Linked DNA regions of Homo sapiens: regions 1 and 2 are each linked to region 3. A link is a loop called in an ENCODE intact Hi-C map of the cell type or tissue named here. Cell type or tissue: natural killer cell. All regions are shown on one strand. Links, peaks and the distances in the headings refer to the core of each region. The heading gives the core; the rest is flanking DNA.

Evidence for each region. Peaks named below come from ENCODE experiments on the same cell type or tissue, not always from the same donor. Only the 100,000 strongest peaks of a DNase experiment are listed, where the experiment ranks them.
Region 1: it touches region 3 in a loop (2.5-fold over the local background); 2 of 110 quality-filtered maps call a loop at or near these places.
Region 2: it touches region 3 in a loop (2.2-fold over the local background); 5 of 110 quality-filtered maps call a loop at or near these places.

What each region holds. Positions count from the first base shown.
Region 1 is chr2:136,303,151-136,308,150 of GRCh38, forward strand. No RefSeq gene overlaps it. Among named protein-coding and RNA genes, the nearest start is that of CXCR4, 190 kb to the left of the region's middle. In natural killer cell, for the core only: no CTCF peak of the experiment used is centred there; a DNase peak (open chromatin) is centred at 2,581.
Region 2 is chr2:135,911,944-135,916,943 of GRCh38, forward strand. It overlaps DARS1 (aspartyl-tRNA synthetase 1), which reads right to left. Exons shown (of 16, transcript NM_001349.4): 11 at 4,283-4,429; 12 at 2,526-2,568; 13 at 543-623. Among named protein-coding and RNA genes, the nearest start is that of MCM6, 38 kb to the left of the region's middle. In natural killer cell, for the core only: CTCF peaks have their summits at 2,001 (motif pointing right), 2,200, 4,472 (motif pointing right) and 4,672; DNase peaks (open chromatin) are centred at 2,008 and 4,488.
Region 3 is chr2:136,221,921-136,230,104 of GRCh38, forward strand. No RefSeq gene overlaps it. Among named protein-coding and RNA genes, the nearest start is that of CXCR4, 110 kb to the left of the region's middle. In natural killer cell, for the core only: no CTCF peak of the experiment used is centred there; a DNase peak (open chromatin) is centred at 4,261; H3K27ac peaks cover 851 bases.

The sequences.
Region 1 (5,000 bases), core at 1-5,000, 79 kb after region 3:
CTCTATAACTCTTGTAACCACTGATACATGATGTATTTTATTTGTCTAACTCTCCTACTAGAATATAACTTTCATGAGGGCAAGAATTTTTCAATATTTTGTTCACTGCTGTATCCTCAGTGTTAGAACAGTACCTGCCACAAACTGTGGTCTTGATAATTATTGAATAAATGAAAGAATTATTAGGTATTTCAGGCATAAATGGGATAAGAAATGTACTCTATCTTTGGTTCAGAAATATATCCTTAGACCTATGTGCATTAATGATAAGAAATATAGCATTAAAAAGCTGGAAGGAACTTAAATGCTCATCTTGTGCTCTTTGTCATTTTCAGAATAAGTCACTTGCTTTTGGTGACACCAAGCTGGTGGCAGAACTACAATGAAAACCCTTTAACTGGAGTCTTCCCAACCCGTAGCCCACCTATGTAGTGTGAACAGATCTAGGGATTTCTTTTTCCACTTAGCTTTTTGTTAAACGCTGTCTTAGAAAACCCCCAATTGGCCTGATGTTGCCCCCTGCCCCCAGTTTAGGCTGCTTCCCGATTGGCTGACTCTCGGGACTTTAGAGGGTCTCTGTGGTTTTGTTGGATCAGGGGGTTGCTAGCTGTTGCTTTTGAAGCAGTCCTGTTCATTGCTGATTTCCTTTAGGCATTTGTTTTTGAAGCCAAGGCTTCAAAGGCAAGCAACATTTGAAATTCCTCAGCTATTCATCCAGCTGGAGAAGCTAGATGCAAACCCTCAAGAAGCCATTTGTTACTTTCATTGGGTTCAGAATAGATAAGCTAGAAGCCACCATTTGGGAGGATGGGCTGACACCCTGCTTTGAGGAGTGGTGTTTCTGCAGAGGGTTGCTCAGGGTTAATATTTTGATTTGCAGTTTCCCAGAGAGGGGCTGTAGTAAAATAGAGCGTGGAAATTGCCATGTGTGTTTGTATGTGTGTGTATGTGTGCTATTTTGTTCTTTTTTTTTTTTTTTTTGATGGTGGGTAGGCAGAAGGTTTGAGAAGAAATGTTAACATTTCCAATAAGAATTAACAGAGCAGCAGTTTTCAAAGTGTGGTCCAGAGACCCCTGGGGATTCAAGAAACCCTCTAAGGGGGTCTGTAAGGTCAAAACTATTTTCATAATAATACTAAGACATTAGCTCTTTTCTCTCTCATTCTCTCACCAGCATACTGAGGAGTTTCCAGTGGCTATGTAGCATGTGATATTGTGAAAGAATGGGTGCAGAAGTGGATATGAGAAATGAGCTGTTTTCTATTAAGCCCCACATTAAAGAGATTTGCAAAAAGGCAAAACAATGCCCTTCCTCTCACTCTTTTTTTAAACAGTAGCTATTTATCATAAAATTATATTTTATGTTAATATGTAATAGGCTTATTTTTAAATAAACGAATATAAATACATATATTTAAATTTCTGTTAGTTTTCTTTCTTTTTTTTTTTTTGAGACAGTTTTTTTGCTCTTGTTGCCCAGGCTGGAATGCAATGGCGCCATCTCTGCTCACCCTAACCTCTGCCTCCCTGGTTCAAGCAATTCTCCTGCCTCAGCCTCCCGAGTAGCTGGGATGACAGGCATGCGCCACTACGTCCAGCTAATTTTGTATTTTTAGTAGAGACAGGGTTTCTCCGTGTTGGTCAGGCTGGTCTCGAACTCCTGATCTCAGGTGACCCACCCACCTTGGCCTCCCAAAGTGCAGGGATTACAGGCATGAGCCACCGTGCCCGGCCAATTTCTGTTTTAGTTTTTAATACAGAAAAATACTGATATATATGTGTAATACAGAAAATACTGATATATATGTGTATATATGGATATAAAACTCACTTTATAAATGAAAGCTCTTTCGGATCTTCAGAATTTCTAGAAGAGTAAAGAGGTCCTGAGACCAAAAAGCTGGAAAACCACAGTGATAGAGCTGTCAATACTCAGCCTGAATAAGGTCACAGAGAGCTGTGCCTTTCAGAACAAGAAGAATCCTTGAAAGATGACCTGGCCTTGTTTACCAAGGCAGACTAAGTGTTATCCCTTTTTACAGATGGGACAACTGAGACTCCTATCACAGACTTTACAGATGCTATACAGCTATTGAGGGAGGAGTTAGGGAGCAGAGTGGGGGTGAGACAGGACCCAGGTCTTATTCCTTCTGATGCAGACAGAGCTTCACTCACTAACCTACGCTGTCAGAGAAATGAGTGGTCCCTATTAAGAAAACAAAAACAACAAACAGACAAACCTATCTCCTTCCTTTTCTGTTTTCCTTTATTAAATTTATCTTCAGCGATTTTGCTGATGAAGGTTCTGAAAGTGCTGGAAAAACCCTTTATTCGCTCAGCTTCTTAGCATTTAAAACTTTGGGCTGAGGTTGGTGCTGTCAATAATGCTGGCGGCAATCCTCTCAAGGCTTGACTTGGGGAGCATCTGCTTCCAAGCCCCCTGGAGTGACTGTTGGCAAATCTCAGGCTTTTGCTGGCTGTTCACCAGAGAGCTCAGTTCCCTGCCATGTGGGCCTCTGCACAGGGCCGCTCACAACATGGCAGGTGGCTCTCCTCAGAGTGAGCAAGTGTGTGTGAGTCAGACTGCACAAGGTGAAAACCACGATCTTCTCGCAACCTAACCTCAGTAGACATAGCCTATCACTTTTGCTGTATTCAAATTTTAAATTCACCAGGTCTAGTGCACACTAAAGGGGAGGAGACTACACAAGGGCATAAATACCAGGAGGTGGGGATCCTTGGGGACCATCTTAACGGCTGCCTACCACAGCCCCTAAATCCAACATCTGACCCTCTCACTCCTCCAGTGAATCCACATCATCTCACAGTGCCTTCCAAGTGTAAATAGCTTGTGCCCTCTCTCTACAGGCACAAGCTAGTGTAGCGGTTAAGAGCATGGACTCTGAAGCCTGTCTTCCTGGGTTTGAATCCCTGTTCTACCACCTGTTAGCTGTTGGCCTCAGGCAAGTTATTTAACCTCTCTGTGCCTCAGTTTCCTACCCACGAAATGGGGATGATAATTGTTGCTCTTTGATGGAGGCTGTTGTGAAGATTGACATAATACACACCACAGAGTGCTTAAAACAATGACTGGCATGGATTAAGCACCATATAGATACTTACAGTCATTATTACTATGTACCAGAGGCATTATATAAATGGTCTTATTGCTAACAATGTTCATACAAAGTAGGTATTTTCATACCGTCTGACAGGTGAAAAACTAAGGCTTAGACAGTGTAAGCATCTTGCCCAAGGTAGCACCACTTGTAAGTAATATGATGGTTATTCTTTCCTAGGTTTGCATGTCCCAAAGCTGGCCTTCTTCCATTCACTACATCTTTAAGAAATGCACCATGGAAAGAAAATGGTCATGTGAGAGTTCAGGGAGAACAAGATAAGGATATATGTAACATACTGCTGATGTAATTATGAATTAAAAAGGAGACACTTCTTGAGCATTCCTGTATATACCAATGAGAGATTTTCTAGGACTAAATTTTTACTTAGAAAATAAATGACTGGTAGCCAGGCAGACTACAAAATAACCAGTACTTAGGCTATAATTGTTTACCATGTGATTTTCCCATGCTTTTCTATGGTATTTACCTTGCAATTAAATGATCAATAGTTATCCTATAAGTAATAAGTATACCCATGAAATTTGTGACCTGGAAAATCAACCATTACAAGAGTGGAAGTGTTAAACCGCCTGGAAATGATCAGAGACATCAAATCCACACCACTGGGCAGGTAAGGCTGCTTCCTCCCTTTGACACATCCATCTAGGCACTAAATTCAGGGATAGCTGAATAAATTCCCAGGCTGTGACTTGGCACCATCTGCAGGTCTTCCCACGTGGGAGCTGGAGCTGCCTGTGGCAGTGTCTCCTTCCAGGCTGGGAGGGAGGTGCAGCTCTCTAGGTTCCATTCCATGAAATTCCATAATGCATTTCCAGGGTGAGTGACTAGGTGTGTCCAGTTGTGTTCCAGTGGCAGGTTGCATTGGCTGCTCTTGTGGTGCATGTTTCCTTGTGATCTCCTTGCAGAGAGAGAAACTTCAGAGAAGGCCAGTGTCTGCTGATAGGCCTTGGGGAATTGGGGAGTGCCCACTCCTTCTAACATGAGTGCAGGCAGACCGTGCTGGGGAGAACGCAGCCATTGCCGGTCTCCATATCCTCTCCAAAAAGAGAGAACTGATTCCATAATTGCTTATTCTGGGGCATGATCTGTTCCTCTTCTTTAAGAACTTGCATTTTTATTGGGGATTCATGATGGATTCACATGATCCAGTAAAGATTTTGTAGGGCAGTGGGACTCTGTCAACAGTATTTGGGAATACAGAGGGCCTGGAACATTCAGGAAAGGCCTAGTGAGAAGGGTAGGGTTTGAACCAGTCCTAGAAGAATTTAACTAGGCAAGGAGGAAGGAAGAATCCAAGTTCTTTAGCTTTCTAGCATGTGGCCATAATCGGCCTTTTCCAGCCTCAGATCCAGGAAAGCAGCTTAGTGTAGAGAAAGTGAACAGACTTTGGAGTTGGGAAGACTAGGCGAAAAGTCCTGGACCTGCCACATCCTAGCCTTTGGGACCCAAAACAAGTCACTCAATCTCTTTAAAGCTCTGTTTTTCTGCCTACAAATAGGAATAATTCAACCTATTGAGGGTAATGGTAAAGATATCTGAAAATATATGTGCTTACACATAGTAGGTGCTCAACAAAGGTTGGTTTCCTTCCTTGTCACTGTCCTTTCAGATCCCTTGTCAGACCAATCAGGCCTGCGGGCGCAGTCAGGCCAGTTGTTCTCTCATCCTCTTCTCATGCCCATCCTAGTCTCTTGAAACCCTCCTTCAAGACACCATTGCTGCCTCCTCCAGGAAGCTTCTCACTCCCTCCAGCCATAGGAATCTCTTCTTTCTTCACACTCTCTCAGCCACTCCATCAGGCACTCATCCCACTGTAATCACTAGATATTTACTGCTGGAATTCCATCTGCCTTACTG
Region 2 (5,000 bases), core at 1-5,000, 310 kb before region 3:
ATTTTTTACTTGGTCTGGAGTGGGGCCTGCAAATTATCAGGCTCCCATTCCACAGCAACTAATGAGAAATTCTGCCTCAGCAACTGGTGTTTTAAAAAGCCCTCCAGGTGATTCTGATGCATGGTAAAGTTTAGAAACCACTGCAATGGAAAAACGGTAAAAGACCGTAAGACATTATTTAGATTATTAACTCCCAGGATACAATGTGAATTCCCAGTTTAAGGTCAATGACAGGATGATTTACTAAAGTATGCAAATCTAGTAGTACTATTTATAATTTACATAGTCTTTCTCTCTCATAAATCTTCAGAAAAATGACCAAGTAAAATGATTTTAACATAGGTTTTTAAAACTAATTTTCTAGAATATTCAAATTTTACAATATCATTTTGACCAGTGGTGACAGACATCAATGGTAATACGTATGTCTATCAAAACTGCAAATTATTAATGAAAACCATTATTCCTATTATACAATCTGACAGTGACAATAAAATTTCCCTTCTGCCTCAAAATGGGTTACTTAAAACCAAATTACTTACGGGATTTCTTGGGTCAGGCATGGTATAGAAAGGTCTTACAGCCAATGGATATTTATCAAGAATATAAAAATCTGTATCATACTATAAAAAGAATAAATGCAATTAAAATACATTTTTAAAAAGTAAAATGGCTAACATTTTGGTAATTAACTTTATACAAAAATTTTGGTTCTTCGTAATTACTCTAATTATATTGTATATACAATGAATATCTTGCTTTTTTCAGTAACATTTTTATCCTACAGCATTTTGCCATGGTGTCATAAATTCTTGCAATACCTAATTTTTAGGCATTACTTATTATCCATAGTTTTTAAATTTTTTTTTTTTAAGAGATGGGGTCTTGCTCTGTTGCTTAGGCTCGAGTGCATGATGAGATCATGGCTTAAGCAGGAGCCTGGCTAATTTTTAAAATTTTTTGTAGAGATGGAATCTCGCTATGTTTGCCCAGGCTGGTCTTGAACTCCTGGCCTCAAATGATCCTCCTACCTTGGCCTCCCAAAGTGCCAGAATTACAAGCATGAGCCACAGTGCCAGGCCTACGGTTTAAATATTCATTTTTTTCCTTTTTTTTTTTTTGAACATGTAAGCCCTTTCTAATTTCTCCCCCATTCTAAATTACACTTTGATAAACATCTTTGATTTTTACTTTTTTCTTTGTTATTCTAGTTCATCTAGTCATTCTGATGCATTTTATAATGAAAAAAATTATCTCAAATCCTTTTGATTGTTATAGAAACTATATTAAGTCCATGAATTATTTTGGGAAATTTGATGTATTTTACAATATCCATCATTGAAAAACATGGATTATCTTCCCAAGAATTTAAATTTTTATCTAGATATATACATGAGATTTTGGTAGTTTTCTTCAAATGAATGCTACAACTGAAAGAAATAAATGACATTAACTTGAAATTATGACTTTTTTTAGAGAATGCTTACTATGTGACCTAGATTTAATTAAAAATAAATAAATTACATTTGAGGGCCCGGCGCGGTGGCTCATGCCTGTAATCCCAGCACTTTGGGAGGCCAAGGTAGGTGAATCACCTGAGGTCAGGAGTTCGAGACCAGCCTGGCCTACATGGTGAAACCCTATCTCTACTAAAAACACAAAAAATTAGTTGGGTGTGGTGGTGGGCGCCTGTAATCCCAGCTACTCGGGAGGCTGAGGCAGGAGAATCGCTTGAACCCAGGGGGTGGAGGTTGTAGTCAGCCAAGATAGTGCCATTGCACTCCAGCCTGGGCAACAAGAGCGAAACTCCGTCTCAAAAAAAAAAAAAATTACATTCCAACAGTTTTTGACTTTCAACATTTTTGATAAAACTTGAGATGAGGATGTTAATAGCTGACAAACTGAAACTGGCTCTGCTGAAACAGCATTTTAAAGGTATAAACTGAATATTGTATGACTTCAGAAATATCAGTTCTCTAGTCTAACAGTTTCAACTGCCACCAGTAGGAGGAGCTCAAGGACTAATTTTCCTTTTCATTATATCATTATCTTAAAAATTTTAAAAAGATCATACTAAGTTTAGCTTTTATCCTCTTTGGAGTCTTGGTTTTAGAAAATGAGATTGGAAAGTAGCTATTACATAAGAGGGAGAGAGGAACCTCATTCATCTTGAAGTCTCATGAGACAGCAGGGGTACACAGGGAAGACCATTTCTAAATAATTTTCAAATAACTTGGAGGTCATTTCCAACTAATCCGACATAGGTATCACTTTTAGAGACACCTCAGAACAACTTCGTAAAAATATTAAATACTGAGTTAATCAGATCATCTGGGAGAAAGGCAGGCTGTCTGAATATTTCTCAATTTTCTAAGAAAAAAATTTTTTTAATGTTGTCCTTCTTCGGTTTTTATTTATTCCAGAATCATACCATTCTAGGAAGCTCAGACCCCTCTGCAATTGTTTTTAGTCCCAAGAGACATTTCAGAATTAGAAAAAGAAATCCAGCATATAAAGAGTCCTACCTTTTCCTTTACCAAATGACCCAACAGCTTTTCATTTGGTGTGCTGAAAAAGAAACGTGAAATCAGTGTTTGAAGATCAAATGGCAACTTAAAAACATTAATAAGGAACTTCTTCTATTTGAGTTTCTCAAGGGATTACAAAATTTGGCCAGAACACGCAGTTGTCTATTCTGCTCTTTTCTTAAAAGGCAAGTACTACTGAAAATCACTTATGAGTATACCTTGGTACAGTGACTCAGTGCTTAGTAGATGCTGCTCAAATATTTAATTAAAGCAATAAACAGAATATAGCAATTCATTGATTCAGAAATATCATGGATGAAGTAATTTCCTACAATTACACATAATAAAAGTTCGCTATACTAATATGGGCTAGTCTTGCCATGAAATAATCTTCCCTTTTTGGTACTCTTTATCAATGGTTTATGAAATAAAAATTAGTATTATCCAAGGTTTTAAAAGTGTTTATATAAACACGTTACATTTCTATGGCCAAGAGGTAGCTACTTCAGCTTCTATCTTATGTAAAAACAATTTCTAAAATACTTAAAAAAATACTACCTAAGCTTATAGGATTTTCATCTTGCCTTAAAATGTCATCTAGCAATGTAGGCAATATTTAAAGCCATATATATATATTTTTTTTTGTTAAACAAAAATAAAGGGTTTTGGGTGAATTGTTTTTTGAGAAACCCTAAAAAGTGACAATAATCATTTCCTTTCCCTCCTAAATACACATGTATTGTGATGGTTTAAAGGAATCATTCAAGGAAGTCTTGAATAAAATATAAGTAGATAGAAATTACCTTTACATGTTTTGTTTATTTATTTTTTACAGACAGGCTTTCACTCTGTCACCCAGGCTGGAGTACAGTGGCATGATCATGGGTTACTACAGCCTTGATACTCCTGGGCACAAGTGATCCAATTGCCTCAGCCTCTGGAGTAGTTGGGACTACAGGTGTGTGCCACCATGTTCAGCTAAATTTTAAATTTTTTTGTACAGACAGCATCTCTCTGTGTTGTCCAGGCTGGTCCCGAAATCCTGGCTCATATGATCCTCCTACCTTGGCTTCTCAAAGTACTGGGATTACAGGCATGAGCCACCATGCCCAGCCTCAATCTTTATTAAACTACATAATTTGTTTCAAAATTATAAGTCGTATGATCTAAATTTAGATAATACTATACTAAATACTATATATAATATAGTATGTATGACACTATATAAACAATATTGACTTTTATAACTTTTGGATGTTAACAGTTTATACCCCGATCCTGTGTGGGGATGGATTTAGACTGCTGTCTACCTTCTCTAATACCACTAATCTGGAAAGAGAAGTAACATATTAGAAGATAAAATCACAGGCAAAACTCTCTATACTCTTTAAAGAGTTACAAACATGAGGGGAAAATAATGGAAAATGGTGTTTATAAACAAAATTATGAAAACTTAGGCAAACTATAGTAAACACTTTTATTTCAGATCACACATTATATAAAAGAGCATCATACTGTATACCAAAGTTAATAAAATGTAAGTGTATCAGGTGAAAAAAATCATTTATTAATATTTTCATTTTTTCTTATCTTAAACCAAATTACCAAGGTTTTAAAAATCACAAAGACAACTTGGAGGACGGGTCAATAGGTGCAGCAAACCACCATGGCACATGTATACCTATGTAACAAACCTGCACGTTCTGCACATGGATCCTGGAACTTAAAGTAAAAAAAAAGCCACAAAGACAAACCTCAGATCGTCTTCATCTCCCATTTCGACTCCAGCTTCCCTAAGCATAGCCAATGCTTCACAATATTCTAGTCTTAGAGTTGGCTCCAAAAATTTGAATGGCTCACATGGGAACTGTTTATTCACTGTTTGAATTTCAGTCTGAAACCTATTTGCAGAATGATTTAGTTAATAAAATGTATGAGATAAATGTTTCCCCCACAAGAGGTCACTGTGGCAATATACAAAAATCAATCTTTGAATCAGTATATACACCAGGAAAAGCATTATCAAATTATTAAAGAATGAAATTTAAATACTTAAAATATTTAACACCATTTTTCAATCTCGTTTTTGTAACCACAGTAACATCAAAGGATTAAAAATTTTCTTTATAATTCATATCAGTTAATATGGTTAGAAATATAAAATGCCCATTTTATGAAGCATTACAAAAATCTGACTTTTTAATCCTTTAACAATTCTTGTTATCACTGAGGAAGACCAAATTAATGAGTATTTGTCTTATCTTCCCCCATCAGTATTACACTGTATGTTCAGGGGAGTGCCAGTTTCTTTCCCATTTTGATAATCTCTATAGTACAATGCCTACCCTATATATATAGAAGGTACAGGACAATGTTTACTGCACTGAGCTGAATTTCTGCTATGGAAGATGATATTTTATTGAGATTTAAAAGGTCTATTTTTGACCGGGTGCAGTGGCTCACACCTGTAAT
Region 3 (8,184 bases), core at 1,901-6,900:
CTTTCAAAATATTCATCGACAATACACCTGGTCACCCAAGAGCTCTAATGGAGATGTACAAGGAGGCTAATGTTGTTTTCATTCCTGCTAACACCACATCCATTCTGCAACTCAGGGTTCAAGGCATAACTCTGATGTTCAAGTCTTATTATTTAAGAAACACATTTGTAAGGCTAGAGCTGCCATAGATAGTGATTCTTCTGATGGATATGGTCTAAGTAAAATTCTTTCTGGAAAGGATTCAACATTCTAGATGCTACTAAACACATTTATGATTCATGGGAGGAGGTCAAAATATCAACATGAACAAGAATTTGAAAGAAATTGATTGCAACTCTCATGGTTGACTTTGAAGGGCTCAAGACTTTAGTGGAGGAAGTAGCCACAGGTTAGGTGGAAATAGCAAGAGAACTAGAATGACAAGTGGAGCCAGAAGATGTGACTGCATTCCTGCAATCTCATGATAAAACTTGAACAGACGAGGAGTTGCTTCTTATGGTTGAGCATGGAAAGTGGTTTCTTGAGATGGAATCTATTCCTGCTGAATATGCTGTGAATACTGTTGATCTGACAACAAAAAATTTAAAATATTATATAAACTTAGCTGATAAGGCAGTGGAAGGGTTTGAGAGGATTGACTCCAATTTTGAAAGAAGTTCTATTGTAGTAAAATGCTATCAAACAGGAATGCATGCTACAAGGAAAACTTTCATGAAAGAAAGAGTCCATTAATGTGGCAAACTTTACCGTTGTTTTATTTTAAGAAATCACCACAGCCCTCCCAACCTTTAGCAACCACCGCCCTGATTAGTCGGCAGCCAGAAACACTGAGGCAAGACCTTCCACCAGCAAAAGGATTGTGACTTGCTGAAAGCCCAGATGATTGTCAGAATTTTTTTAGCAGTGAAGTATTTTTAAATTAAGATATGTACCATTTTTAGATATAATGCTATCGAATACCTAACAGACTACAGTATAGTGTAAACATAACTTTTATATGCACAAGGAAACAAAAAATTCATATGGCTTGCTTTAGCATCATTTGCTTTATTGAAGTGGCCTGGAACCAAAAATAAATGATTGATGGTTAATGATGTCACTGTGTTTTCTCTCAGATTGTCCTTGCAGGAGATGAGTAATCAAAGGTTCTTGATTTCCATCAAACTGTTCCCTTTCCTGATCCTTATCTTAATTCTTCTATAGTAATCTACCAGGTTTTTTTGCTTATACGTATTCCCAAATTTGTGTATTTTTGGCCAGTAGGGACACGGCATGAGGCGTACTCTGATTACCGCCCTTCTGCTGGGTCAGTTATATGAGTTTTCCCAGATGGGCTTTTTCCACTCTGAGCTATTGATTGGTTGCCTTTGCTATAGGCTCAGTGATCAAATTTCCTGCTGCTGAGAGAGGGACAGAAAGGAAGAAGAGTAGTTGGTTGAGGCCTTGAGACACGTGGGGCCATCCCCTTAGTTCATTTGCCTTTATAAAAATAATGTGAAGGCCTATAGGCCACATCAATAGATGCACCAACATTTGCAATGCAAACATAATTCTAGTGAAAATAATCACACTACAATATTCATTTAAGCAATGCTTACTAGGATCCACCTTTATTTAGCAAGGCGCCGTGCTTAGCAGAAGAAAGCAAGCTGTTGAAAATATTCACTGGCCGGGTGCGGTGGCTAACGCCTGTAATCCCAGCACTTTGAGAGGCCAAGGCGGGCAGATCACCTGAAGTCAGGAGTTTGAGACCAGCCTGGCCAACATGGTGAATCCCCGTCTCTACTAAAATACAAAAATTAGCTGGGTGTGGTGGCACACACCTGTAGTCCCAGGTACTCGGGAGGCTGAGGCAGGAGAATCACTTGAACCCAGGAGGTAGAGGTTGCAGTGAGCCGAGATAGTGCCACTGCACTCCAGTCTGGGTGACAGAGCGAGACTCTGTCTCAAAAAAAAAAAAGAAAACGTTCACTGTTAGCTTCTGTGTTATTGCTCCATGGAGAGACCTGCAAATACTCTCAGGCTTCCTTCTTCCTTCCAGAGGACTGAGGCTCCCTTTCGATTTATATCCAACCTCTACACTTGAACTGCCTCCTTGTGTTGGAGGATCAATTTAGAATACTCTTCAAGTGTTTTCTTTTCCCAGCATGTTTTTCAGTTCTCTTGCTTGACTCCATGACAGCCATTCGTCAGCCATTTCCAATTTTACTTTGCTTTCACACCGTAGTAGAAATGCCACACTTCTAGTTATTTTTACAAGTATCACCTTAATACTCAAAATGCCCTCTAAAGTTTATTGAGGCCCTCAGGTTCAGAAATATGAGCTCGAGTTTTTGTTGGGCTTGACCTATTGACCCACGAGAGCATCTGGTGTGGTTCCTACAGCTGCCCTCCGCTTGTGGAGCCTTTTACCCACAGGAGCTGCCTTTGATGGACTTTTCTGGGAGGAGGGTTATTCCCGAATGGATTTCTCTCTGAAGACCCCACCAGGTCTGGCAGAGAAAACAATGATAAGGAGAAGGCAAACAGGGAGCTGAAGGATTGCTTCACAAGAACAGCAAGAACAACTACAATGAGGAAAATCGCTTTGAAGTGAAGCGAACCCCTGAACTTTCTCAGTTATTCTAACAATCAGAGGGAAGGGTGGAGGACCACAGCGGCAGAAGAGACGGCAGTGCATTTGGGCAGCACTGAATGTGGGCCTTTGCTAGTTGCACAGTGAGTGCCAGGTGTCCTGCAGCTCAGAATCCTCTCCTCCATCCTCTGAGTTCTATTCAAATGTCCACTAAAGCACTTATTGGCTGATCCCATTAGGCTGAGTTAATTTACTTCCCCTGGCTAGAGGGATCCTCAAAGATAAGGACCTCCTCCTATTTGTCCCTGAATCCCCAGGGCCTGGCCTAATGTGGGACCCAATAAACATCGGTAAATGCTGCTGTGGCATCCTGCACCCACTACCATCTCAGTACTCTCATGCCGTGTTGTGAATTCTCTTTACTTCTCTGCCCCCCCACCATGCTCTGTGAGAACTCAGGCAGCTGGGGTCCATTTCTTTCTTTCTTTCTTTTTTTTTTTTTTGAGATGGAGTCTCGCCTGTTGCCCAGGCTGGAGTGCAGTGACTTAATCTCAGCTCACTGCAACCTCCACCTTCCGGGTTCAAGTGATTCTTCTGCCTCAGCCTCCCGAGTAGCTGGGACTACAGGTGTGTGCCACCATTCCTGGCTAATTTTTGTATTTTTAGTAGCGATGGGGTTTCACCACATTGGCCAGGCTGGTCTCGAAGTCCTGACCTTGTGATCCGCCCGCCTTGGCTTCCCAAAATGCTGGGATTATAGACGTGAGCCATTGCGCCTGGCCTGGGGTCCATTTCTTAACACCTTTGCATTCCCAGAACCTTGAGGAGTGCCCAGGGCATGGGAGGCTGTCATCTGTGTGTGCAAAGTATACAGGAAGCCTCAGCTGAATAAGACAGTCATCCAGGCTCTTTCTCCCACCTTGCTGACATCTGAAGGGAGTCACCATTCCTTTGGCCTGTAAAGTCACCTTTACTGCTACGAAACCGCCTATAAAAAGTTGGAACCAGGCAGCTATTTTAGATGCCTCTGGTGAGGTGAACTGAAGAAATAGTTAAACGTTAGAAGGCCTGAGTTCTAGTTCTCCACTAGTTAACTATGTGATCTTGGGTACAGGAGTTACTCATAGAATGTGGTGACAATAATACCCATGATATCTACTTCATTGAATTTTTATTTTTTATATTTTTAGTGGCTTTTAAAGAAATAGAAAAGTAATGCATGTTTATGGTAAGAAGTCATACATTGTATATCATGGGTTTTCTTATTATAATGTTTTGCTGGGGCCATGTCCTCTGCTCCTTAGATTTCCTATTAGATATAAAAGTGAGACTGCAGACCTGACTGATTCTTTGTGGAGGAAACTTTGGATCTTGTGCCTGCTCTCTATCCAGCTCCCTGCTATTCAAACTGCTTCTTGAAGTCTTGACTTCCTCAGCTGTAGTTTAAAGAAAGTTCTTTCCCTTCCAGACTAGCTGTAGGGGAGCACAGCTTTTGCATAGAATTCAAGGTGGGGGCTTCAGAGAGATGGCAAGGGAGGGCAGCTCTGTGCCCCCTCAGCACTCCCTGGCAGGAGGCCTGTGATGTGACATCCCAGGGACCCTGGGTGTGCGTTTGTTTGGTCTTGGTTTCTAGGCTTCAGTGAGGGTTATTATCTTATTGTTTCCTGTTCCCTTGGCCTCACGTCAATTCTGTCTGATGCCTACACCTTCGAGGTCTCTGTTTTGACACGCGGTTTGTGGCTGGGAACCCCACAGTGTCCCGAAAACATTTGCTTGACCTGTTGGGGACATCCTTCCCCTTTTTAGTGAAACAATGCCTTCCAGAGCACAAGGGCTTGAGGGCTTTGGACCTTTCCAGCAGTGTCAAATTTAGATTCCAAATGTCAATCTTGCCGTGGCTTCATCCTTGACTTCTCTTTCTTGAGAATCTATGCTCTTTGGCTAACAGCTAAGGGCCAGTTAGCTGCCTGCTTTCACAGTTGTTGTCTGTGGAAATTTGATATCAGCTGTGAAGTGTGTGCCTGGTAATGAACACAGTACAGCTCTGCAAGCACTGTAGCTCATGGTGAAGTACTGCAGGCAGATTGGACAGGGATTCAGGAGAATCCTGAATTTAACTTGGAGAGGGGTCTGTTTAGGATGTTAATCTGCATTTCCTGTCCTGGAAGACAAAGCACAGAAGGTTTGGAATATAGCCTGTGTTTGGCTTTGAATGCCAAACAGGTGCTGACACTGAGCCTTTTCCACAGCTGCCCTGGGATGACACCTAAAAAATTGGTCATTAAAAGGAATCCCTGAGATGATGCTTCCCATCTTCTGGGGGGTCCTAGCTCCTCTTTGGGAAATAGGTGAAAGCTGTGTTCCCAGGAACATGCATCAACATGCTTACTGTTTTGCACTAGGGTCTTATTTTCATCTCAGGGAGACCCACTGGACCAAAGTCTCTAGCATCGTCGTAGCTTGCACACAAAATGGATCACACTGGTCATTTCCCCACCTTTGACACAGTGTCCACTCTCCTGTGGGCTGTGTTTGTGTACTTTGAGCAGTCTTGGTTACATCTTAAAGCCAAATGCTCATCAGATGCAGGAAGCACCCAGTCACTCTGCAATGAGGAAAACTTAATATAGCTGTAAACATTTTATATGGGTCTTTACTACTGTTATTTAACTAAGTCTCACATTACTGTGCACCTGGGGAGCTGTACTGTGCAGCTGGGTGACAGATGGATGGGTCAGGAACAGGAAGGGACCATTAGGAGTTCAGTGTGTTTGGAAGCATCCTAGCTTCGAAATCAGACAGACTCGGGCTTGACTCTTGGCTCTGTCCTGTAAATCATCTGACCTCTTGGAAACCTTACCTCATCTGCAGAATGGGATCAACACAATATGAACGTCAGCAAGATGAAGATTCATTAAACAATGTGTGCAAAAACCTTCCTAGAGTGTCCCATCAGTGTTTATGTAGGAGTGCCCCACTTGTGCAGGGCCTGTGGCTGGTCAGACATGGACTGCCCTGGCTCTGGTGTCAGCCCTGGTGCCAGTGCTTCATGCAGCTCATGTGCAGGTTTTTTCTTCCTTACTTGGGTTTCCTAATTTCATGCTCAAGGTTTGGCCATCCTGAGAAATTCTGATCTCCTTATATGGAGAGGATTTTGTGGCTCTGCTTGGGGCATGGGGGTTGCTATATAGCAGATGTGGGTGTGCAGACATCCCCCCAACCTTTTTTTTCCTGGAGGTTGCTGTGGCCAGGCCTCTCCTGTTCAGGGGAGGCAGCTGGCTGCACAGAAAGGTTTGGTATGGCAAGAGCTGGTGAAACCACCAGATCCATGTAGGGATTAGGCCCTAGACTTGCTATTTTCATGTGTTCCTCAAATGAGCTCAGGGCATAAAGGCACAATTTAGGAAACCTCATTTCTAAATACTTCCATCTGTGCTGTATATTGAGATGCAAAGGTTAAAGGAAACTCTAAGGGAAAATTAAATTCATGAAACAGATAAATCAAGTGTTTTGATTTTCTACCTACCTACCTACTTACCTACCTACCTACCTACTATAGATAGTAATAGAGGCTCTCCATATCCAGAAGGATGTTTGTTTATATACATCCATTATTATGGAGAGAAAAAACACTCTTCATCTCCCCAATCTGTCCATTTGTCCATCCATCCATCCTTCCATTTATCCATCCATCCATCCCTCCATCCACTCATCCGTCACACCTACTATATTCAAGGTACTGCGAGGACTAAAAGATTTTAAGTATCATGGTTGTCTTTTGTGTGGACCCAGGTTAGGGTAGTGCTTGAGTCCTTAGATTTTGGAGTCCAACAGACAACCTTGGGTTCATAGTTCTGCTCTTCATTCACTGAGGAAACTTCCGTAGATTATTTACTGGTTGAAACTACAGTTTCCTCATGAAAAAAAGGAGGAGGCGTGAGGAGCAAATGAAATAATACATATGAAGCAATTTGCCTCAGTTTGGGTGTGTATTAAATCCTCATAAAAGTAACTGGCACAATGTGAGACTATAATGAAGGCTCACTAAATAGAATATAATTGCATAATTGGTCTAGTGGCAAAGACAAAGCACCTCTGAAATGTTTCCATACTATTTCACTTGTAAACATTTAAAGTACTTGCAAGTTTCAGGCATACACTGTGTGCATGCATATGTGCATTCATGCTTTGTGAGCATATGTGTATGTGTGTGTGTGCATGTGTAAATCAAGGAATATGTACTCAATGGGGAAGACTTGCCCTACATGCTTTTGGTGACAAATTCTCAATTTAGATTTCCAAGTGGCAATTTTAGAAGGTATTGTCTTCCTTCCCAACACCAGTTTTATAATATATAAGTCCACTGGGGATGTATATTTCAGTTGTGTTCTTCATGTATTCTTTGTTATTAGTAGTTCCTTTTGTTGTCTTGGTTGATACCATTTTTTGGTAAAGAATCTTGTCTTTTCATTGGTGTAGGTAAGGACTTCGTGACCAAAAACTCAAAAGCAAATGCAACAAAAACAAAGATAAATAGATGGGACTTAATTAAACTAAAAAGCTTCTGCACAGCAAAAGAAATAATCAGCAGAGTAAACAGGCAACCATGGAGTGGGATAAATCTTCACAACCTAGACATCTGACAAAAGACTAATATCCAGAATCTACAAGGAACTCAAACAAATCAGCAAGAAGAAAACCAAACAATCCCATCAAAAAGTGGGCTAATGACATGAATAGACAATTCTCAAAAGAAGATACACAAATGTCCAACAAACATGAAAAAATGCTCATCATTACTAATGATCAGGGAAATGCAAATCAAAACCAAAATTCCGTACCACCTTACTCCTGCAAGAATGGCCATAATCAAAAAAGCAAAAAAATAATAGATGTTGGTATAGATGTGGTGAAAAGAGAACACTTTTACACTGCTGATCAGAATGTAAACTAGCACAACCACTATGCAAACAGTGTGGAGATTCCTTAAAGAACTAAAAGGAGAACTACCATTTGATCCAGCAATCCCACTATTGGGTGCCTATCCAGAGAAAAAGAAGTCATCATATGAAAAAGATACTTGCACATACATGTTTATAGCAGCACAATTTACAATTGCAAAAATATGAAACCAGCCAAATGCCCATCAATCAACGAGTGGTTAAAGAAATTGTGGTATATATATACCATGGAGTACTACTCAGCCATAAAAAGGAATGAAATAATGGCATTTGCAACAACCCACACAGAATTGGAGACCATTATTCTAAGTGAAGTAACTCAGGAATGGAAAACCAAACATCTTATGTTCTCACTCATAAATGGGAGCTATGAGGATGCAAAGGCATAAGAATGATACAATGGACTTTGGGGACTCAGGGAAATGGTGGGAGGGGGTGAGAGATAAAAGACTACACACTGGGTACAGTGTACACTGCTCAGGTGATGGGTTCACCAAAATCTCAGAAATCACCACTAAGGAACTTATCCGTGTAACTAAATACAACTTGTTCCCCCAAAACCTATTGAAATTAAAAAAAAATCATTCCATTAAAAAAAAACAGTTCTCTTTTGTGCCTGGATTGCCAATGATTATGGCTATTAACAGT